3 separate regions of the Mus musculus genome follow, and regions 2 and 3 are each linked to region 1. The links are chromatin loops, found by intact Hi-C in ENCODE. Cell type or tissue: heart. All regions are shown on one strand.

Region 1 (8,000 bases):
CTGTCAATCATGTGTAGCTTTGTACTGGGTCTTGAATTGGGTCAGGTGAAACCTCCCAACACTGGTCTTCCTATCTGTGCATTTTCGGAGCACCAACTATGCATCCACCTCTGCTCGTTTGTTCAAGAAGTATAGGCCATCTGGGGCCATCAGTTGGTAGAGTGCTTGCCTAGTAGGCACAGACTGGATGTGATGCCCAGAACTGCATGACTAAAGCGTGGTGGTGCATGCGTGTAATCCCACACGGGACGGAGATGCAGGGGGACCAGGAGTTCAAGGTCATCCTTAGCTACAGATTTAAATTTCAGGTTAGCTTGGGCTACCCGAGACTCATCTGGAAACAAAAATAAAAATAACTACTCAACACCTAATAAGTCAGGCTTGGCTTCAGGAGCTGGGGTACAGTGCTGAGAAAGATACAAATTCCTGGCTTTTAAGGGGTTTTCAGGGATGTGGGTGCCCAGTGGTGGTGGGATGAGATTCTGAAATATTCGCTCCTATCTGCTGCTCCCTCTGTAGCCTCTGTGTGTGTGTGTGTGTGTGTGTGTGTGCATGCACACACACACATGCCCAGATAGAAATATGTTCTCGGAGGAAAATACACCAAAGAAAAGAAGAGTGAGCTAGAAAGAGCTCCCCAGAGCAGTGAGAACTGAGAATGTGCCAAAGGACATGAACCATTTAGCACCAGTGGGGAACAGTCTTCCAGGTGACAGAGGGGACAGGAAGCATCAGAACCCAGTGGGTTGGGAGCTGTTCTCTGGAGGGCCCTGCCCTTGAAGAACACATGTTTTCCAAGAGGGAGCACCCATGTTGGAATGACAATGTAGTTAGTGCTCCTCTCCTGTAGGTTAGTGCTCCTTTGCTATAGGTAAGTGCTCCTCTCCTATAGGTCAGTGCTCCTCTCCTATAGGTTAGTGCTCCTCTCCTATAGGTTAGTGCTCCTCTCCTACAGGTTAGTGCTCCTCTGCTCTAGGTTAGTCCTGCTCTCCTATAGTACCTAGAGAGCTAGGGCAAATGGGCTAGGCCCGAAGTGCAGAGACAAACAGCTATGGAAGACTGGGTAAGCACTTCCAAGCTACGAAAGAGCAGTGTGAAGGGTCAGGGCTTGTGCAGTTAGTAGGGGAGATCTTCCAGTTGAAGAAACAGAAGAACTGAGAGCCACTGGGTATCATCCTCCTGCGCCATGCCTTCCTGGATACTGCCATGCTCCCACCTTGATGATAATGGAATGAACCTCTGAACCTGTAAGCCAGCCCCAATGAAATATTGTTTTTATGAGAGTTGCCTTGGTCATGCTGTCTGTTCACAGCAGTAAAACCCTAAATAAGGCAGAAGTTGGTACCAGTATTGCTGTGATAGACCTGACCATGCTTTCCTTTGAAAGAATGTGGATTTGGTGACTTTGGATTTGCAACACAGTGGAATGCTTTAAATGGAGATTAATGGGTCATCAATTCCTAGTAGGAATATGGAAGACTTTGTTGCTGGGAGTATTTGAACTGTGTTGACCTGGCCTAAGAGATTTCAAAGGAGAAGAATTTCAGAATGTGGCATAAAGACAGTTTTTGTGGTATTTTGGTGAAGAATGTGGCTACTTTTTGCCCTTGTCTGAAAAGTCTGCCTGAGACTAAAGTGAAGAGAATCAGATTAATTGCATTGACAAGGGAAGTTTGTGGCTGCGCTATCTGGAAACTTACAGCCAGCCTCTTGGACCTCGGGTGACTTACGCAAATACTCAGGGACAGAGATGCTTGACTCTGTACTGATGAGTTGTCTTGGATGCAAATATGGGCTCTTCATTTGACTACATGTCACGATGAGTCAGGAGCTGCTCTCTCCAGAGTGTGACAAAGCGAGGGGATGCTGACGGTAGCTGTTCTAGCTTTGAAGGTAAGCCTGCACTTATGCTAAAGTCACACATACACGAGCCGGGTGGAGAACCTGTCTGTGTGGAGACACCTTTCATTACCTGTGGCATCCAGCCTCTCAAGCTTGGACTGCCTGTGTGCTCCTGGACTCTGGAGGTCCCACTGCTCTGTCCTCTGCTGCTTATGATACTGACATTTTAAAAGAATCCAGTGGTTCCCCCCTGTACTCGGTGTCTACTTCTACCTGGATGTTCCTCATTTATGTTCTGTGACACTTCTCTGTGACTCTGCTGCATTCCTGGGTGACATGTGGACACCCTGTCCCTTTGCAGACCATGATGTCACTGTCACTAGTGGAATCAGATGCCCCAAGTGTTGTCCTGTGTTTGGGAACGTGACAGGCAGTACAGAAGCAGAAGAGGAAGGGTGAAAACGGAAATGTCACAGCAGCATCTGATGTGTGCCTCAGTCACGCATGCTGCTGATTGGAACTACTCAGCATGAGAGAGGGCCATGGTGAATACACAACCCTATACACACTGTGTCCATTTCTCTCTCTCTCTTACACAGAGAGAGAGGGAGGAGGGGGAGGGGGAGGCGGAGGGGGAGGGGGAGGGAGAGGGAGTGGGAGAGGGAGAGGGAGAGGGAGAGGGAGAGGGAGAGGGAGAGGGAGAGGGAGAGTTTAATGTCTGTGAAGAGATACCATGACCAAAGCAACTCTTATAAAGGACAACATTTAATTGGGGCTGGCTTACAGGTTCAGAAATTCAGTCCATTCTCACCATGGTGGGAAGCATGCAGGTAGATGTGGTGCTGGAGGAACCAAGAGTTCTATATCCTGATCTGAAGGCAGCCAGGAGAAGACTGCCTCTTCTGCACAGGGCAGAGCTTGAGCATAGAACATCAAAGCCCTTCCCCACACTTCCTCCAACAAGGTCATACATACTTCAACAAAGACACACCTCCTAACGGTGCCACTCCCTGTGGACCAACCATTTAAACGCATGAGTCTATGAGGGTCAAAGCTCTTCAAACCACCACACTCATGTACACACACACACACACACACACACACTCTCATACACACACACACACACACTCACACACACACACACACACACACACACACACACACCACACACACACACACACACAGAGTTCTATTTTGCACTGTTTCACTGTCACAAGGTTCTACTTATCTCAGACACACTGCCAGGAATTGTGTGGGAAGACTTTCAGTTTCTTTGGGTTCACATGGACTTAGCAGTTCTTGGTGATCCTGAAAGATTTCTGCAGAAAGAAGCCAAAGTGTTGAGCCCAAGGCCTGGCCACACATTAGTCCTGTCTAGATGAACAGGGGTTTAAAAATAAGGGGGCATCAAGGTGAAGCCAGCAGGGGCTGACTTAGAGAGGAGACCCACCCAAGCCAACTGCTCGAAGTCAAAAGCGATGAATCCCCATATCCAGCTGTGCCCGGTGCTGTCTTGCTACATCTTTAGTAAATGTTCTTTTAGTTGTATGCGTATGAATATTTTGCTTGCATATATTTGTGTACACCATAGGTGTTCCTAGGGCCTATGGAGGCCAGAAGAGGGCATCAGATCCTTTGGAACTGGAATTATAGACACTTGTTACCCATAGAGTAGATTGTGGGAAATGAGCCTTTAGTCTTCGAGAGCGGCCAGTGCTCTTAACCTTTGGTCGTTTCTCCAGGTCTTTGAGACTTTATTTTCTTGGACATCAGGACAGGATCCAGGGCTTTGAGCTTGTTTCTTCAGCCAGCTTTCTTTTCATGTATATTAAATTTTATGTTATTTTGCTTTCTTTTTCCCCAAGACAGAATCACACTCTATATAGCTCAGGCTGGGTTTGAATTCAGTTTCCCTGTCTCAGTCTACCGGGTAATATGATTACAGATGTGAGTCTGACTTTGGTATCAAAGTCCCCAGCCCTTCTGGATATGTGTTTTAAGGATATCAGATATATCCTTGATTTGCTTTGAATTTTCTTTTTAGTTACAACATAATTAGTTCCGTGTCACCTGAATATGTGTATGTCACCTACATAGTCTTCCTTCTTCTCTTCTTCCCTCTCCCACCTTCCCAGGTACCTGTCTGTCTTCATATCCTTGTGCTGAGAGTCTTGTTGAGGGAGATGATGACCGAGACAGAGCCACTGGGGAAGGGAGATGGGCTAGTGCAGGTCTTCAGAGAGGAGCTCGTGAATATTGTAGCCCCTTTAGTCCCTGGCATGTCCTCTTGTATAGCCACCGCCATGCTGTGGCCTGGCAGAAGTGAATAAGTTGTCCAGCTGTTGACAGGCCTGCCCTCCAGACCCAGTCTGATCCCAAGAAAGGGCATCTGTGTCTGTCTCTGAGGCCGTAAGTGCTGCCTGGTTGTCTCCAGCTTGACTTGACACTCCCTCCTTAATAAGAGTACCACAGAACAGGGTCTGCAGAGTCCCTGGGCCAGGTCCCTGTGCTGTCCTGGAATGCCAGGCGTGAATTTCCTGTGAAGTAGGACTTTGCTCGCCAAGCTCCCACGGCTTGCCCTTCAGATAGCCAGAATTATCTGGTACCCTGCATTGCCGTTCAATACGCAGAGTATCACTGGAAGCGCGCGCGCGCACACACACACACACACACACACACACACACACACACACACACGCCCACTCCATCTTTAAACCCCACCCCCCAGCAACGGCGGTGTAAACACTCTCCATCAGGAAGCTGAAACGCAGTTGCCCTCTGCTGGGGAGATGAAGGCAGCTTGCTGGGGGCGAGGACCGTGCTAGCAACCTTCCCTGGTGCACACGGGCTCTGGTGCATGACGGGAACGGAAACGCGGAACTAAAGTCAGTCCTGCTTTTTTTTTTTTTTTTTTTTTTTTTTTTTTTTTTTTTTTTTTTTTTTGGCGTTGGTGGTGGACTGAGTGACAATCAGTGAAATCACTTAGGTTGTTTTTCTCTTCTTCGTTGGGTTTGATAGACGGTGGGAGAGGGTCAGAGGAGAAGGGGAGGGATGGGGAGAGAGGGAGGAGGGAGGGGCGGGAGGCGGGGGGCGAGGAAAACGTGCTAACTTCTCCAATCCTACAAGACAAAGGTTTGGAGAAAGCCGCACTGAGTGACCCAGCAGAAGGAATCCAGGAATGTCCGCTGGAATCTGACTGTTGATTCCAGCGCCATGCAGAGAATCTAGGCTGGTAGGAACATTCTTTGTCCTATCCGACATAATAACTCCAACCAACACGGAAAAGAAAGGCTATACAAGTGAAGAAATGGCATTTTCACTTTCATGACTATACAATCACTTCCAGGTAGTAACACGTGTCTAGCACAGCGGTTCTCAACCTGGGGGTCACGATCCCCCACTTTTCTGCATATCAGACATTTTTACGTTGTTATTCATAACAGTAGCAAAATTGCAGCTATGAAGTAACAATGAAATGCATTTATGGTGCGTGTGTGTGTGTGTGGGGGGGTATCACCTTAACATTTACTGTAAGAAGGTTGAGAATACTGCTCCAGCAGCTAGTGTGTTGGACTTAGGTTCTGGGTATATTATTAGCAATAGCCAACCAGAATCCCCACCCACCACAGCATTGAGGCCCCATGCAGGGCTTGCTGGGAGAGGCACTGATAAGACTTCTTTATGTATTTATTTAGAGACGAATACTCATTAGGTAGGCCAAGCTAGCGTCAAACTCATGGCAATTCTCCTCCTCCAGTTTCCTAAGTACTGGACTCAGGAGTGTGTTGCCATCATATACAGTAAGGATTTATTGACTGAAGAAAATCTCAAGTGGCTTTGGTTAATCCCTACTACGCCAGAGGCTGAGGCAGGAGGCGCGCAAGGTCAAGGCTTGCCTGGGCTACATATAGAGTGAGCTCAATTTTGACACTTGGTGCGGTGTTAGTAGTAATAGTAAAGATGAAGGTGTGGCTCAGGTGGGGCCGGTGATTGGACACACTTGGGGTCTCCTGGTCCATCTGCAGCTGTGCAACAGGAAGAGCGGAGAATGAGAGGAAAGAGAGAAAAGACAGAATGAGAGAGAGGGAGGAAGAGAGAAAAAGGAAAAGAGAGAGGAAAGGAAAAAGGAAAATGAGGAAAGCGAGAAAGAAGAAATGAGAAAGAGGAAAGGGAGAAAGAAATGAGAGAGAGAAAAGAAAAGACAGAATGCGAGAGAGGGAGGAAGAGAGAAAAAGGAAAAGAGAGAGGAAAGGAAAAAGGAAAATGAGGAAAGCGAGAAAGAAGAAATGAGAAAGAGGAAAGGGAGAAAGAAATGAGAGAGAGAAAAGAAAAGACAGAATGCGAGAGAGGGAGGAAGAGAGAAAAAGGAAAAGAGAGAGGAAGGGAAAAAGGAAAATGAGGAAAGCGAGAAAGAAGAAATGAGAAAGAGGAAAGGGAGAAAGAAATGAGAGAGAGAAAAGAAAAGACAGAATGCGAGAGAGGGAGGAAGAGAGAAAAAGGAAAAGAGAGAGGAAGGGAAAAAGGAAAATGAGGAAAGCGAGAAAGAAGAAATGAGAAAGAGGAAAGGGAGAAAGAAATGAGAGAGAGAAAAGAAAAGACAGAATGCGAGAGAGGGAGGAAGAGAGAAAAAGGAAAAGAGAGAGGAAGGGAAAATGGAAAATGAGGAAAGCGAGAAAGAAGAAATGAGAAAGAGGAAAGGGAGAAAGAAATGAGCGAGATAAAAGACAGAATTTGAGAGAGGGAGGAAGAAATAGGAAAAGAGAGGAAAGGATGGAGAAAAGAGAGAAAGAAAGAGAGATGAAAGAGAGAAAGGAGAAATGAAATGAGAGAGAGAGAGAGACACAAAGAGCCAGAGAGAGAAGAAAAAAGGGGAAAGAGAAAGAGAAAGAGGAAGGCTCCTCTTGGACACATCTTCCTTTATCTTTCCCTGGGGACCGCCAAAGCCTGGTGGCATACTGTACATTCTGTACACTGTTCATTCAAAACAGGCTCTGTCTTAAAGATGGTCTGAGCGGTCAGAAAAGGGTATTGTTAACTTGTTTGCAAAACTGCCTCAGGAGAGTGCTGAGTGCGTGAAAGTTGCTGCCCGTTAAGGAGAAGTCTCTACTACTTGTGATCTCACCATCGAAAATTTCTTTAATTGTCTCCTGGTGTTCTGGGTTTTGCAGTTTTGTTTCTAAGGATACATTCTTGGGTGATGTCACAAAGTCCCCAAAGACACGGTGGAGCTGTGTTAGATGGGGAAAGACAGTCTGCTGAGGATTTATCTGGAACTGTCAGAAGGAAAAGAAGGTAAATGGGGCACTTGGGAAAGTGGCCTCTAGTTTGACTTCTGGCTTAGCAAAGGTTGTGGGGAGATAAGGCATACACAGTAGTTAGCAGGAGGCAACAGGGTCCTGGGAGGACGCGAGGCAGAAGGAGAGGCTGGGCTGACAGCATGCAATCATTGCATAGTCTCCAAAGGAGATTGCAACATGGCTGAGTTTTCAGAGGTCCTACAGAGCCCGTGGTAGAGATTCTGTGGGTTCTGAGACAACTTGACTTTAGCCAGATGGTATTTGAGTAATCTGGGAGAGAGAAAACAGCTACAGCAAACAGGGCCACATTTAGTGACGAAACTCTCACTTTGACTGTTGAGTCATTTGCAGTGGGCCCTGAGGTCAGGCTGGCCCTCAGCTCAAAAACAAGCGAGGAACTGAAGCAATTACTCAGATAATCCACAGCCACAGCCACTGGAAAGGGCCACATCCCCAGAGACAGCACAGCAGGGGTGGGGGTGGGGCTATGAGAAAGTTAGTGATTGTAGCAGTTATCTAGAATGTGCGGAGCAGAGGAGGTTACACAAAAACCTAGAATGTCATTCAATGTGGGAAACCGAGAGGCTCCCAAGCCCTAAAAGGAACAGTTTGCTTTCAGCCAAAATGGAAATAAAATTTGGGGCTTAAATCTGGCAAATGATTCAGACCTTCTGTGTAGGTGTCTTTAAATGCACAGCAGATTGATTTTCATGTTGGAGTTTATTTGAACTAAAAGACAGAAATGGTGAAAAGCACACCTGAAGAAATTGAGATGCTATGAATAAAATCATTTACTTACAGCTATCACTTAATTAGTACCTCCTTCCACCTTGCTGATTTATTGGGCTAGTCAAGGAAGAA
Region 2 (8,000 bases), 190 kb before region 1:
TTTTATATACAACAATCTTTGAAACTCAGTAAGAAGCATATGGCTTTCACGGCTCGAGTATGTCTGATATTCTTACTTAAAGTCACTAACTAGACACTGATGTGTGACTAAAGTGACATTGAATTCTACCAGTAAGTACCTGACTGCAAAGTTATCAATTATACAAGACACTGCAAAGGCCGATAAACTGCTCAAAAGAGTTAAGTGAGGGAACTACCACTTGTGACCACTCCTGCACTTGGACTGGGAGTCCATAAATATGCCCACAGCCTTCAGACAACACATCTGTGCTCTTCCCATTGAGTATGCTAGCTCACGTTTAGTAAAGATTATCCAAGTCAGGAGGGAAGAGTAACTGTCTGCTGACACAGCATTTAGGGCTCTCACAGGCAGGGATCGGCCATGGGCTCCAACCCTTCACTCAGGTAAGAGATGCTCTAGTAAACGCCTTAAGGCACTCGAATCACACAACTAGGCTCTGGACAATTAATTTCCTTCCTTCTTTCTTCCTGTTGTTGTTTTGGTTTTTCAACACAGGGTTTCTCCGTGTAGCCTGGGCTGTCCTGGAATATGCTCTGTAGACCAGGGTGGCCTGAAAATCATGGAGATCCACCTCTGCCCCCCACTCCATTACAACCCCTCCCCCGCCCATTTTGAAATTAAAAGCATGTGTCACAACCACCCACAATTCCCAGTTGAAGTACAAAATTAGGGCTGGAGACAATGGCTTGATAGTTAAAGGCACCGATTACGGATTACTCTTCTAGAGAACCTAGGAGCAGTTTCCAGCAGTCACACAGCAGCTCACAGCAATCTCTAACTCCAGATACAGGGGACAGGCCACCCTCTTCTAGCCTCTAAAGGCACACACAGAATGCTCAGAAGTGCACACAGACCAAACACCTCAAGTCCTCTGCAAAGCAGCAAAGGATGTTAGCCTACTCTTCTTTTCTGACCCTGTAGAAGGACTAACTTACTTCTACACAGTCTATAGGAACAATCAAACCTGCCATTTTTAAAAAACCTATATATATTGTGTATGTATGGGGGAAAGAATGCATGTGGAGATCAAAGGGCAGACAATTGTAGGAAGTCAGTTCTCTCCTTCCAACATGTATGTCCCAAGAACCAAAATGCAGATCCATCAGGCTTGGTGTTGGTGGCAAGTGGCCTGACCTTTTGGGCCATCTCCAAGGCCCCTAAACCTTGGAACTCTTTTGATCTTTCCACAACATTCCAAGGGAAAAATGGCCAGGCCAACTTTCCTAGCAGGGGGGGGGGGGGTAGTTACAATTCTCAGTTTAAATTCAGCATCATAAGGCCACCTATCACAGGTCAAACACTACTTGAAGGCAAGGTGAGAAGATCCTGGGCAAAGCAGCCCAATTTCTTCCAAGTCCTACAGAAACACCCAACTCCAACAGAATGAGCTCAGAGGACTGCCAGACATAAACTCCAACCCTTTCTTAATAAACTGGAAACTGCCTGACTCACCACGAATCAGTTCAGGTGTGCTCAAGTATCCAGTTTTACTTTCAATATTATCAACCTAAAGATACTTATCTGTAAACAAGCTTTCAAATGCCCCATGTTGATCTGCTTTAAAACATCTTATGGGACAAATGACATTCTTGAAAATTATCAAGTAGACAAGATGGAGCATTGGTGTCCCAAGTTTCTCACAGTTAACTTCTGCTTGTTCAGGGCAACCGTACATGTCATGTGCTTTGAGATCTGCCAGGACCAACTGCATAGAGGGAAAGGGTTTCAGGAGCCTAAAGGAGCAAACCCCACACTTACCTAGGCTATCAACACTAGAGACTACAGTGACTCAGTGTCCATGTTCCTGGCACATCTGTACACATAAATACACACATATACACATCCATGCACACACGCACACACACACAGGCACACCATCATCAAACTGTAAGCCCTTTATGTGGCACCAAGAACTACATACTAAGCCACTTTTTCCCAAGTTTCTGCCCAAGGTTAAATGGGCAGAGTCTAAATCAGAGCCAATTTAACTACTTCAAGTAAAAAGCGAGCTCAGAAATACCCTTCACGCCCAGGCTGCACTGTCCTCAACCTCAGACTGCCCCTTCCTCCATTTACCATAAAGTTAAATAAATGCTAGTTACCTGCTTGCATCTCAAACTAAATAAAAGTAAAACCTCTTTTTAATAAATAAGACCATTCATTGCTGGAAAGATTTACATGTTAAGAGTTAAATCATCTACTACTAGGAAATAAAAACTGCCACCAAAACTGCTTGGTGTCCTGTTGAGCACTGGACCATCCAGAGTGTCAGACAAATGACTTCTTCCCATGATAACTGTTTTACAGCCACCTGGCCACTCAGCACTCCTAGATCTGAACCATCACCACAGTCACCCTGAAGAGAACCAGCCTGACCCGGGGGTGGGCAGGCCAAAGTCAACTGGAAATGCTAAAGAACAAAGCCAGGAAGAGGACTCACCCCTGCACGTACACCTTTGCTCAGCTGCCTCGCCAGGTTCATTGAATTTATTTCTCACCTTTATCATAAAATTACCAAACTGGCCCCAAATTTCTAGTAGCTCCTAATGTTGCCAGCCTGGGCAGGAAGCAACAGCCTGTTTAGAAAGCTGCAGTCAACAAGCGCTCAAGTGGAAGCTCTTCAGGCAGCACAGCATAAAGGGGTAATCTGTGGTAGCAGCTGGCTAACAGGGACTCCCCCCCACACACACACACACACAGTCCCCCATTTCTGTGGAAGCTAAACATATCCAAGAGCTGAGCTTGCTCATCAGAAGGAGGTTTTAGGAGAAAATGGTAGTGTACCCCTCTCCCATCCCCCACTAACTTCCTTCAAGGCAAGATTTCTATCTGCCCTCGTGGTCTGAATTCAAAACCCTTTGGCCCGCATACCATTGCAAATTTGCCTGGCTATATTACTGGCTGGCCAAGAACCTTAATCCAGATCACCTAACTGAAAGGCCAGCTTTTCAGCTCCTTCTACAGTGCCCCCACAAGGAGGCCATTAAGTGATATTCCACCAGACTTGCCCTACACAGCAAGGCCAAAGACATTTCCCTTGTGTAATAATACACCTTCCTCCACGAGCATTTAAACTAGTTAACAGCCATTCCCCGAAAAATCAGGAGGTGAAGTGTGAGATCTGAGGCTCCTCCACATTCACAGCTCGCTTTCGTGCCTGTAGCTAAACCTATCCTGGTTCACAATATTTATTAGGATAGAAATCCTTTAATTCAGTTTGAGTAGCTGGTCCTCCAGGTTTTTATTTTTTGATAACCCTAAATTAGAAATGATTCCATACGCTCAGCTGTGATCTACTAACTACATTTTGATACTAATAGTCAACAGTTTACCCAAACTGCCTGAAGTTGTTCTTTCTGATTCCAAAGATGGAAAAGCCACTTTTGATGTCTCAGCTTCCACTTTCCAGATTATTAATTACACACATAGCCACGGAATTAAAACTGCAATGAGGAATCAGGATCCAGCCATTTAAAACAAATTATAGCTAGTGACCTCAAAAATCCAAAATGCAGGCCACACAGCATACATGAGACTGAATAATCGAAGAATAATGCTTTTCTAGCCGCCTGGAAACCCAGCTTCCTATGCAGTACTTGAAGGCCCCAGTCATCTGTGTTCACAGCAGTCACACAGCAGATATTTTATGACGTCCTGTGTTTTAGGCAGTCAAGGGTCATTAAAACTACTCCAAAGTTCTTGTCAACCAATATCATGTTTGGAACGAGTGAGGAAAAGCCTGCCATTTGATAAGGTGAAAAAGGAGCTCATCTGGAACCCCAGCTCTAATCAGGCAGCTCCGAATGAAGAGGGCTCCTGGGTGGGGGATGGCAGCCCTGCTGTGGCAAAACAGCATTTCCTACTCAAGTGATGTTGAGGGAGAAAAGTGATTAGCACTTATCTGCCAGGAGACAGAGCCTGAGTCACGAGGGCCACTGTAGGCCTCAATTATTTCATCAGTTTATAAGAGACTTGATGATTATGTCTTATTTTCAGATTTCCTCCAAAACAAGCCCACTGGAAAGGATTAGGGGCTCCTATCCACCCCAAGTTTCTCTGCCAAAAATGGAGGCTAACAAAGAAAATGCAAATCCCTCCCCCGTGAAGAAGCCAGAGTCAGAACTTTCTCTCCCCCTCTCCCTCCCCTACCACCTGGGAGGGGAGAAAAAGAGAGAGAGCTATTATTAAAATAGATTCTTCAGCATAAAGGGAAAACTTTTCTAAGTGGTATCTTAGTTCCTTTTTTAAAGTAAGAAGTGAAAGGGGATAATGCGAAGCCAAGACAATCAGGGAGTGTCGATCTTTTCAATCTGCCAGTTATCCCACTAAAGGAAATCACACTGCAAAGTGTGGAGATGGAGTGAGGATGAAAGGAGTAAAGAAACGTGGCCTTCCTCCAGTCAGGTCTTCCCCCTGCTTCCTCCTCCTGCACACAGACCAAGGTGCAGTCTAAAGAGCCAAAATATGGAAGTTCCCAGGGATGACTAATGCTAACTATCCACAACTCAGTCTTCAGAGGTCACTGCCTCTTGGATTTTATACTTACATAACTGGAAAGCTGGCAGCATGGTGGAGGGACTCAATCAAATCAGGATTCAAAATTAAAACCAAAATAACCAGATAGCCTAAATATACCACCAGGCTCCACAGGTTTGAAAAAACAGTATCTAAAATAAATACGACTTCTCCAGCAGGAGGGGGAAAAGTCATCTACCAGTAAGGACACACCTTAAAAGTTCTCAGCACAGTAACTAAGCACCAACTAGTGGTCTGATAGATACACTCCCCAGACAGAAAGCAGTAAGGTTAGTTCTCTGCACTTGTCACTACAAAAAAAAAAAAAAAATTTTTTTTTTGAAACTAGACCTGTTACTAATCCTTCTCGAAACAAAAACTTAACATCTGATATCCAATTTGGTACCAAGGTGGTCGATTTACTCTGGGAAAAGTAGTCAAGAAGGCTGTGGACGTTTTTCTCTTACAAAGAGAGGTGAAAGGCCCCCTGAGGCCCCTACCTAGTTGCCAGGCATGGCCAGCAGCTGTGGCTACCCTGCCTCCTCTTTTGTTGGCCTTAATCTCATGTCAAGTTATTCAACCACCTCAAAAGGGATGAAGACATAATTGAATCAACCTGAACTAAATCAGACCTAGGCCTCTTAAAACATACAACTTAATGGCTCCAACCCATCCCAAACCAGGAAACTGGCCACGGGATCCTGGGGTACACATGGTGCCCTACAGCCCTGGACCCCAAGCTGGTGCCCCTTAATCAACGCATGCTCAGGAATGCCTGTTTCTCAGAGAAAGAAACTAAGGCTCACAGGACACAGCCCTTAAGGTTGGGAACGACCACCCCGAGCCCCCGACCCAAACAATAAAAAGTTTAAAAGTTTCTACTACTGTGTGAGTGCGGACCGGCCCCCACTGGGGGTCCCAGAAGTGGGCCCCCGGGACTTCGGCTCACTTCAGGAAGCAAACCTTTCGGGAAAAATCCCCGCCCGCTGTCCCCACCCCCACCCTCCCCGCCCAAGAATGCGCTTCCCGTGCGCCGAGGGTCTGAGGCGGGGGCGCCCTTCACTGCGCGCCCGCTCGCGTTGAGGCTAAACTGAGGCGCACGGGGCGGCGCCCTCGGATGTGCGGTGCCGCCTCCCGCCAACCCGCACGAACTTCCCACGGGAGTTTGCGGGACGTTCTAAGTTTGGGAGTGAAACCGAACACCTTCCTTGGTTGGCAGGACGCAGCTCCCGCAGGGGCCCGGACCCCCGACGGCCACGCCGCGCCGGGCAGGCCATTGTCTCGGCCGTCCCTCCCAGCCCCACGCGCGGCCGCAGCCGTGGGGACGCGGCCCCGGCGCCCCTTTACCTGCGGCCGTCCGGCTGCACCGCCCAGCCGCGGGGCTGAAGGAGCGGCAGAGGCGGCGCGGCCTTTGTGCGTCTGCCGCTAGCCCCGACGGCGCGGGGACCGGGACGGGGCCGCGCCATGCCCGCCTCCCACGGCCGCGGGCGCCGGGACCCCCACCCCCACAGAGGCTCCGGGGGGCCGGGCTCACCTCCGGCGCGGGGCGAGGGAGCGGCGCGGGCGCCCCCTACTCGTCCGCGCGGGGACAGTGCAGGCGCGGGGTCCCTGCGCGGGCGGGCGGGCGGCCGGCGTCCGGCGGGGGGACTGTTGGGGCAGAAAGTGCTCGCAGCAGCTGTTGCGCCCTCCCCCCCGGCCGCGCCGCCTGACGCCCCGCCCCCGGCCACGCCCCCTCTGTGACCGCGCGTGTGCGCAAGCGCGTCCCCGACCCGCCCACCGCTGCGGGCCACGCCCCCCTCGGACCCCCCGAGGCGCGAGCCCCGCGGAGCGGCGCGCGCACCCCACTCCCACCCCGTGGGCTCCCGCGCACGCGCGCCCCGCGCCGTGTCCCGCCATCCGGCCTAACGTGGCGCGCTCGCGCCCGGGCGGTTCCAGTGACAGGTATTCTGGGGATGGAGGGGGGGGCTGCAAACGCAGCACGCAGGCGCACAGCCAGTCCTCCCTCGCCGCCTCCCCCTCCCTTGCAAGGTGCGCCCCGGGAGGGGAGGGAAGAGGAGGGGAGGGGCCGGTTGCCCAACTCCCCGGTCGCCCAGAATCACGAACAACAACAATAATAATAATAAAAATTTAAAAATAAACCAACCTTGCCACTGGCTTCGGGAGCTCACAGGATAGCGGTGTTCTGAGGTGTTGTGAAGGTTAACACTTTCAGAGAGTCAATGTGAGGAAGGTCCGAGACCTAAAAAGAATAAATTTTCTCTTAAATTGTTATCTTCAAAAAGCCTTTTTATTTCTTCCTTAACACCCTGGGCTTGTGTTTCTATTATAGTTTCATATCTGAATTTGGACTTGGTACCTAATAAATCTTAGTTTGCAGAGAAATTCATTTGAGTGAAACTAGGCTTAAAAGTGTGCTCAAAAACAAAAACCACACACTTCTTTATGCCCATCTCACTTAAAGCGTTTCCCTTCTGTTTTGTTCCTGACTCGTATTAAAGATGAAAGAAGATAAGACAGGAAAAGGTTTGACTCCAAAGGCCTGGGACTGATGTCCCGTTTTAAGCAAGCCCCAGGGAGGAACTATGGCGGCCACAATCACATCCAATAATTTTTCTGCTCCAAAATGCAAATGAACTCAAATGTAAAATAGATTTATTGCTTAACACCGAACAGTCAACTTGTTTGTTTCTTTTTCAAGCTGGCCCTCGGTGTATCAAAAAGTGGGAAAACATCAAGAAAAGCATACATACCCATTTCCTAAATCAAAAAGAAGCGTGGGGGTTGGGGGGGAACGGGACAAAAAAGAACCGACCGGAACTGGTAAGCAACGCAGTCCTTAATAAATAGGAAGAAGAATTCAAGAAGACAGCTTAGCAAGGGGCAAGAACCTGCCTTGTAGAATGTTTTTGCTGTCATTTTACATAGAACTACCAACCCACATATGGTCTCGTTAGTCTTTTTTTTCAAAGGAAGTGAATCAATTACTTACTCACAATTAATTAGCATCGCTGGAAGTAGATCCTTAAGCCAGCCCTGATTCTCATCCAAGCCCAGAAGATATTGATCATTTTTAGTACTAGGGTTCCTTTTCTCACCACAGATTAATATCTTTCTCTAAAGTATTATATTTACCCTATAAATATCATAAACTATAATATTTATAAGGTTAAAGCCTTATAAATATTCACGATCAAAACGCAACAGCTCAGCAAGCATTCATAAGCAGAAGACTTCATTTAACTTTGACCCCCCCAAATTAAAAAAAAAAAAAAAAAACGAGGGAGGGGAGCTTTGCTATAAAACAAAGAAAACTATGACCAAGTAAAGTGGATAGAGGTTGAGCTTCAGTCCCCATGTTAATGGATAACCTTTGCACTCTGAAGCCTTGAATACTGTAAACACAATAGCTGATAGTTAAAAACCCTAGTGTGGAGATGGGACAG
Region 3 (8,000 bases), 200 kb before region 1:
AAAGGTCTTGAAAGTACAAAAGGGGCAGGCAATGCTGGGGATCAGACACTTGCTCAAAGAGATTGCAGGACAGGCGTGGAGCGGCCCAAGGGATAGATTCAAAGGCCTGTCCTGGCAGTCAGCACCGGGCTTATGTCTGTAGTCAGCATCCTGATCCATCTTCTCCCTATGGCCAGCTTCCCGTGCTAAGGACCCAACCCCCTCTAGTCTGCAGACAGGGCTGCTGGCCTGAGGCTCCCCTGCTTTCTTTCTCTGCATGTCCAGATAAGTAGGGGCAGGGCTCTTCCTCGCTTTCTCAGCACTATCAGCTGCATGTTTATGGAAATCCTGAGTATCGTTGCTGTGTGCTGGTGAGAGAACACTCTGGAAGACAGAAGGCATCTCCTTAAGCTGCTTGGCAGGTGGGCTTCCCTTAACATCTTTGGCACCATCAAGAAATCTCTTTAAATTTTTGGTCTGCGCACTGTCAGCAGCCGTTAGTAGCGCATCCTGCGGCTCCTGGCTCCGGCCTTCACTTTTGGACTCAGCGGCAGCATCCACCGGCTGCTTGTCTTTGTGATGTCTCTCCAAGTGGTACCTCAGAGATGTCTTCTGGGCTGCGGCATACTCACAGAATTCACATTTGTATGGTTTTTCACCTAAAACGAGATATGCCACTGTATCATGATGTTTAGGAAAGGTGCCAATAGAACTCTGCAAGCTAAGCAAGCTATGACACCAAACATGGGCTGTTCCCTCTGCCAATCCTCACAGCTAGGGCACCAATGCCCCCAGTGCAATGCAATTGAAAATGTAAACCTGGTTCCCAGTAAGAGCACGCTTTAACTGACCCAACCTTCATGGCTGCCCAACGGCAGCATCTGCGCACTTTTTCAGCACAGTGGACTAACCATTGTACCCAGGTCATGGAAGCCTCGACCTTCTCACCCGCACCATCACTGCACCTACATCCAAACTACCAAATACACCCTTGCTTCACTCCAAAGTCATAAAAGGGTTTTCAAATGTGGCATTTCAAAACATTACGAGTTTGCCTTAAGATATGGTAACCATAAACCAGCCTCAAAACAGGAGCCAGTAGTATTCAAGCTGCAGTGATGTTGTAGACATACAACAGCTGCAAACACCACACACTAAAGCCATCTGAACTACACAGCAGCACACAATTGTTGTAGTCAACACATGTTTTAAAACCCCAGTCCTTTACCTGTATGCGTTCTGAGATGAATATTGAGGTAATAGTTTGAACGGAAAAACTTGCCACAGTAACTACACTCTCTCGAGGACGGGAGGGGCTTCGCTTTTCCTCCATCATCATTTTTATCTTAAAGCAGAAACAAAAATAATGGTGTCAGTCAGGCCAAGTGCGGGACTCAAGAATTCAGACTCCAGGTTCTCAACACAAAACATTTGGGGGAAACCATTAAAGAATTATTTTAGCTCTGCTTAGAAGTTTCAAAGCCTAAAATAACATACAAAATGCCACCGGGCAGCCTTTCATGTCTTAGACTGTGTGCTTTTGTTTTGGGAACAAGGTATATAGATAGCCCTGGCTGGCTTAGAACTCACACACACACACACACACACACACACACACACACACACAAACACCCCCTACCCTGCCTCCATAGTGTTGGGACTAAAGTTGTGTGCCACCAGGCTCTGCACTACCCTGTGTCTTAGGGTTGTGGTGCCCTAAAGAGGTTTGTACTTCCATCCTAAGAATGACCATTTAAGAGATGAAACCTGACAGGCACTTTCTGTTCTTGACACTTGGCAGCCGTTACAACTGGTTCATGCTTAAGGTAGATGTGTGCCCACTGGACAGAAAAACTGCCAGAACTCAGAACCAGTATTTGGAGGTGATATAAAACCTCCCAACAGCCAGCAGAAAACAGGCTGGGAATATAGAAACTACCACTAGAGGGCGGCAAGCACAAAATAACCTCAGAAACAGCCCAGACTTGGCTTTGGGCAAGCACCTAGGAAAGCTGATCAAAATTTAGCCAAGTTTGGGGAGATGGAAATCTGTGGTTTCCAAGCAATCTCCTATTCAAAAGAGGCCTGGCTTACCAGACTTCAAAGGCAAGGCTGAAGTGCCCCATGAGAAGGACCCACTGAGGACAGACTAACTAAACTGGCTGGGACTTTCCACTCTCACCAGCCCACCAACTTGTAAATAATGTGCATCCGTGAAGATAAGATGGCTCCACTAGTCTCTGTCAGTCCTATCTGGGAGGTATATCTCTTGAAGTCTAGATCAGGGCCATGGTGGAGCAGGGCAGTCAATCACAACTACACAAACGTCCCCACCTGGGGTCCAAAACTAAACTAAATTTTGCCTTACAAAACTTTATTTTCAGTTACAGGCCTCTTCCCTTCTCTGTCAAATGCTGCACTGTTACTAACTCCCAAAGGCAGGTGACCCACACAGCTGGGCAAAAACAGGCATAGTGGATGGACTGGACCACCTCCATTACAGCAGATCCTGTTAGGGAAGGGGATCCATAAACACACCACACCACTCCCTAAGATGGTCTAAGAGGCTTTGAAAAGTCATCACAGCCTCTCTTTCAACTTCTTAAAAGTAAGAGTAAAGCAGACTGGAGGGCAGCACAGTGGGGGAGGTCCACTGCACTCACAACTCTGCCCACAGCTCACCCTGCCTTGAGCTGTCACAGTGTGAGCTTCGCTACATCACATTCAAATGGCTAGGGATACCTCTGTAACACACAGGCCGTGGCCTTCCCAACATCTGGCACCTGCCTTATGGCCTGGGACTTGGACTATGCTGTTCTGTGCAGGGTTGTAACTAAGGCTGAGCTCAGCCTAGGAGGATGCCACAAAGTGGATGATTCGATTTTGCAAACAGGGAAATCTCAAGGAAAGGTCGGGCAATGTATAATGGGTCACCAGGAACCGCAGCCAGACTCCAGCACTCCCACCTATGGCAAGCCAGGCCAAAACGCCTACCCCAGGACCCCACCAAGTTGTCCACCAGGTACAATGACTAGTAAACGACTTTAGGGATCCACAGTGCTGATGCTGCAGAACTGCACAGGTGCTGAGGCCATCTTTGACATTCTCATGACATCATGGACACCATGTATCTTTACCTTTCTGGGGACTAAGGAGTGAGATATGCTAAGCTCCGAGTGTCATGAAAGCAACGTTCCTAAAATGCAGTAGTGACCAGAAAAAGAACTGGGTGCTGGTTCACATGCACAGTGGCTGACAGATTTTACTATTCAGACTCACTCTGGTCTCAGAGAGGACTTGCAACATACTACCTACCCAGTGGCCACACACATCTGGAAGTGTTAGAAGGAACCCATGGGCCATGCCCACACATCAGGAGTGTTAGTTACTTTAACTAACAAACAATGGTTCAAGTGGGGTGGGCAGCAAGATGGGAAACAGGTATATTTACTCCAAAGGCTCTAGGCTCACATCAGTCAGGAGACTGGACAAAAGCTTTTTTCTATTAACACCAAATTCATGGAGCGGGTTCAGAAGTGGGCCCCCACCTCTGGATTGCAGCAAAAGACCACGTCAGAAGCTCCCTCATCAACACTGGCCTCACAAACACCAAAGCGATCAGAGTACACTGGGCAAGTAGTCCCACTGCGTGAGTAGTGGACGCTGAGGAAGCCTCCCTGACCCTTTTGGGAGCACCAGAAACCCATGTAGGTGAAAGCATTAACAAGGCTGTGATAGGCAGTCCTGTATAACAACGGAAGTGAATGCCAGACAGCTGGTAAAGTCCTAGGTCTCGGTCCCATAATTCCTAGCACTCTGCACCAGGTCATGGCCTCCTCAGGGCACTGCCTGAAGCAGCCAGCAGCATCCCCATGGTGCACTACCATAAAAACTAAGTCCTCTGGGAGCAAAAGATACAGAGCCCTTTCATAATGGGATTTTGGACCAGCCTTTTACACTCACCTCCTTATTAAAGACATTTAAAAAGGCCTGTGATGCTTCTATGAGACTACACAGTGCTACCACAAAGCACGGAGATGATAGCCTGACTCCCAGAGCCCCCTGCAGCAAACGCTCGCTGCCCGGGAGGCAGCAGAGTACTCACCCAAATGGAGCCCGTCAGGGAGTCCATCCTCAGACCCGTCTTCAGAGCCCCCTTCTCGGTCCCCGGCCCCACTGTCTTCCAGAGTGGTGCTGAGGTCTGGGGAGCAGGTCCCAGGCTGCCTTGCATCCACAGCCATGGTGGGTGACAGGGCATCAGTCCTCCTGTCCTTCCTGTGCACCCTCGAGTGCAGGACGAGCTGGTGGTATGTCCTGAAGGCTTTGCTGCACTCAGAACAGTGCGTGGGCTTCTCCTTGCTACTGGACAACTTGGGGTCACTATCCCCAGAAGGCACTTCACTATTAGCATGTCTAGGCTTCTCTTTGTCTTGGGAGAGACCTGGACAACTGCTTTTACTTGTTTTGGACTTTCCAGACCCTTCCGCCTTACCCCCAACCCATATTTCCCCTAGTTCCTCTTTCTCTGAGCATGAGTCGTCATTGTCTGTGCTTCCTTCTTGGCCTGACTCTTTCACCTCTTCCTGGGCAACGGCCACTTTTCCTTTGGTAGCCAACTGCCATGCCTGGTAGGTGGTGAACGGGTCAAGCTGAGGTATGCAGGTCATGGGCTTCACTGTACTACCTGCAGTTGATCTGGGTCTCAAGTTCAAAAACTGCAGCAACTCTTCCCTCGGGGACGTGGGTTCCTCTCGGTGGTCATCAGGGGCAACGTTGCTGGCACTGGGGACAGTTTCTTTGGCGTGAACCTTGCTGTGCTCAATGAGGCTCTGCTTATTTGGGAAGAGGAAGCCGCAGACCATGCAGATCTTGTAGGGCGTGGAGATGCTCCCAGGGGCGTGCGGCTGGACCACTTCATTGATGGTGACTGGACTCTCCATGCCTTGCTGAAGCTTGCTCCTGGTGCCAGACTTGCCATTGTGTGTCCGCATGTGGTTCTTCAGGAACCACGGCTCCTTGAATCTCCTCCCGCACATGCTGCACCCATACGTGAAGGAGTCCTTATGCTTCTTCATGTGGCTCTCAACATCAAAAGCCACTGGGAATGTCTGCCCACACACATCACAGCTCAACTCCTCGGGGTCTTCGCCACTCTTCTCCAATGCTGGCTCTGTTGGCTCCAGAGCTTTATCAAGGGGACTTAGGTACTCGGCCTCCACACGCAGGACAGCTGGCTCGCAGAGGGTGGGCCGGTGCTGCAGCAGCACGTGCTGACTGAGATCCTCCGCCTGAGAGAAGACCTGGCTGCAGAACATGCAATCCAGGGGCATGTGGCCCTCTGCCACGGCCATGCTCTTCTCCTGAGCAGCTCGGAAGGGGACTGCCACCGGCCCTTTTATGGGCACAGCATCATCCACCTCCATCTGGGAGCCTAGAGAGCTGCTGAGGACTTCCGGCCCGTCCATGTACACGAGGAGGGACTGGGTCGGCATGCTGCCAACCACTTCAGGGTCTGACAGGATGGGTAATCCACTATCTGCTGAGGATCTCTGCAGTTAGAATAAGGCCGCCTGTGAGATATCACCACTCAGAACCTCTAAGAGCCCTGGGTGTCAAAATCAGAGCACCTCTAAGGTCAGAGGGACGAGTATATTCCGGAGCTTGGGAGAGCTCAGTGATGGAGATGGCTCTTTGCACAAACAAGGCATCCAAGCTGCCCCAGGCTGTGAGTCAGATGTGCGTCAGCACGAGGGCAACAGCTCTGTCCATCTCCACTGGTGAGTGGCTCAGTTGAGCAAGACGTTGATCCCGGCAATGTGAAGACAAGGGATTTCCAAAATCTGAAAGGAAAAAAACAAGTCTCAGTGAGGAAGGCTCAGGAACAGGGCTTGGCCTATGAGTCACATGATCTTCTCCACAAAAGGGACTAGAGTCAACTGCCTCACCTTTAACTAATCCATAATGCAGCCTGCTAAACATGTTTGTTAATTAAATCATTAGCATATTTCCCAGTGGATACACTTACTAAGTGAGTAGAATTTCAACCAGTCAGGAGACTTAAGGCAGAGCTCTGCTCACTGAAATATAAATGCCAAATTTAAACAGGAAGGGGCGATGATAGGCTGGCCAGCCTGGGCTACAACAGTGAGTTCAAAGCCTGATCAACATAAAACACAGTCTCGAAAACAAAGAGGATAAACTTTAGGATAGAACTGTCCCCAATTTGGCTGTCTGGGATGCCACCAAGATATACACCTGTCTCCTACCCAGTGACTACAGGAGTTACAAAAGCACAACACGGTAGAGCATGCCTACAATCTCAGCACTCACGAGGAAGGAGCAGGTGGATCTGAGAGTTCAAAGCCAGCCTGGTCTACATAGACAGAGCTACATAAGGAGGAGTCCCTGTCTCAAAAAAGAAGTTATGAAAATGAGCTGACAAAATCAGACAGGTCCAAACCCTCAGCAGATGACACAGGAACATCTCCTTCATTACGCATAGCCCAGGACCCTGTTGTTCCAGGCACTTGATGCTGCAGTGCAGGGTTGAGCTTCAAAGGGGAAATGACCTACTAGATGCAGAGGCCACTTACTTTCAGGGTCCACATTTCTCTTTTTTTTTTTTTTTTTTTTAAATGGCTTTTTGAGACAGGGCTTCTCTGTGTAGCCCTGGCTGTCCTGGAACTCACTCTGTAGACCAGGCTGGCCTCGAACTCAGAAATTCACCTGCCTCTGCCTCCCAAGTGCTGGGATTAAAGGCGTGCGCCACCACGCCCGGCTCTGGTCCACATCTCAAACAGGCCTCCTCAGACCTGGCTGTGTGGCTCATTCTTCCTTCAGAAAATCCACCTCCTACCCATCTCACTTCGCCTTCCACTGAGCCACTGGCCAGGGAGAAGGGAGTGGCTTTAGACTCTATGGACTCCAGTTTCCACTCCTGAAGATTTAATCCCTAAAAAAGTCAATGTCCTTCACAGCACAGAGAGTCAGCCCTGCCTCTTTTCCTATGAAGTTTGTGAATTCAGCCCAAGGAAACAAAAAGGCACCAGAGCACCTGCCACGGTCCTCTCTTCCCCCTCTCTGCTCCCAGCCCTCAGCAGTCATGAATGAAGCTGGCTCTTCCCCTTCTAGCCAGTGAGCAGCTGTGAGACTCCAGGACACAGACTGGCGAGGAGCAAGCTGCTGGCAGTGCTTTATCTTAGTTTCTGCCTTTGTTGCTATCACAATGGAGGACAAGTACCTGGAGTGGTTACCATCCTATGACATAACAGAGACCTGAGAACTAAGGTCCAGCCTAAGTCAGGACTTTCAAGGTGTCACAAAGTGAACTCAACCCAGGGTGCACTTTCTGTGGTTAACACTACAGCAAGGTGGACAAGCACTATACGCTGTCTATGGCCGAGGACAGCTCCACACAACCAAAGCTCTGGCAGCATTCTCAGATTTCTACACAATCACTAAGCAGACGCCCACAACCCAGGCAGATGTTCAATGAAGAATTAAGTACATAGTCGGGAAAGACAAGACCACACCCTGCTGACCGGGTCCTGCTCCGTGCCAGAGGGTTTACTGCACCTGGAATACAGTCAGTTACAAGGTGTCCTTTCTTCTTTGAAGCGCTATAATAACCATTTTTTAATGGCAGAAAAAAAGTAGCAATATCCAATAGTGAGTTCCAGTCCAACCAGGAACTAATATGAAACCCTATCTCAAAAGAGTTCAAAGTAACCGTGCTTGAGTTAGGGCACAGGAGACAGTAGACAGGAGGGAGGGCCCCACTGACTGTCAAGCCTCAGCTTCTGGAACAATATCATTCCTCTGCAAGGTCCCTTTGGAAAAGGTTACCAAGCCCTGGCTCAAACCCTGACCATGCAGGGAGTAGAACACAGCCACAGGAAGCACCTGTCTGTCCCAGGCAGGCAGGCAGTCAGGTGGGGAAGGCAAAGCTGGAAGCACCTCCTCCTCCTCCTGAGGGTCCCACAACAGCTCACTAGTCTAACTGTGCTCAACTCAAGTCCTAG

Evidence for each region. Hi-C counts contacts between places; a loop is a spot of excess contacts. Peaks named below come from ENCODE experiments on the same cell type or tissue, not always from the same donor. Only the 100,000 strongest peaks of a DNase experiment are listed, where the experiment ranks them.
Region 2: it touches region 1 in a loop (2.2-fold over the local background); 5 of 42 quality-filtered maps call a loop at or near these places.
Region 3: it touches region 1 in a loop (8-fold over the local background); 15 of 42 quality-filtered maps call a loop at or near these places.

The regions. Positions count from the first base shown.
Region 1 is chr2:170,314,758-170,322,757 of GRCm38, forward strand. It overlaps Gm34542 (a long non-coding RNA gene), which reads left to right and starts at 4,468. Exons shown (of 3, transcript XR_375322.3): 1 at 4,468-4,727; 2 at 7,011-7,134. In heart, a CTCF peak has its summit at 4,633 (motif pointing left); DNase peaks (open chromatin) are centred at 2,234, 4,634 and 7,514; H3K4me3 peaks cover 1,749 bases; H3K27ac peaks cover 2,924 bases.
Region 2 is chr2:170,124,957-170,132,956 of GRCm38, forward strand. Zfp217 (zinc finger protein 217) reads right to left here and starts at 6,264. Exons shown (of 6, transcript NM_001033299.3): 1 at 6,092-6,264. In heart, CTCF peaks have their summits at 4,775 and 6,127; DNase peaks (open chromatin) are centred at 2,442, 5,425, 5,605, 6,255 and 2 weaker places; H3K4me3 peaks cover 4,519 bases; H3K27ac peaks cover 5,453 bases.
Region 3 is chr2:170,114,935-170,122,934 of GRCm38, forward strand. It overlaps Zfp217 (zinc finger protein 217), which reads right to left. Exons shown (of 6, transcript NM_001033299.3): 2 at 4,085-5,819; 3 at 1,208-1,324; 4 at 1-638. The coding sequence starts at 5,471. Among named protein-coding and RNA genes, the nearest start is that of Zfp217, 12 kb to the right of the region's middle. In heart, a CTCF peak has its summit at 1,919 (motif pointing right); DNase peaks (open chromatin) are centred at 1,957, 5,287 and 5,707.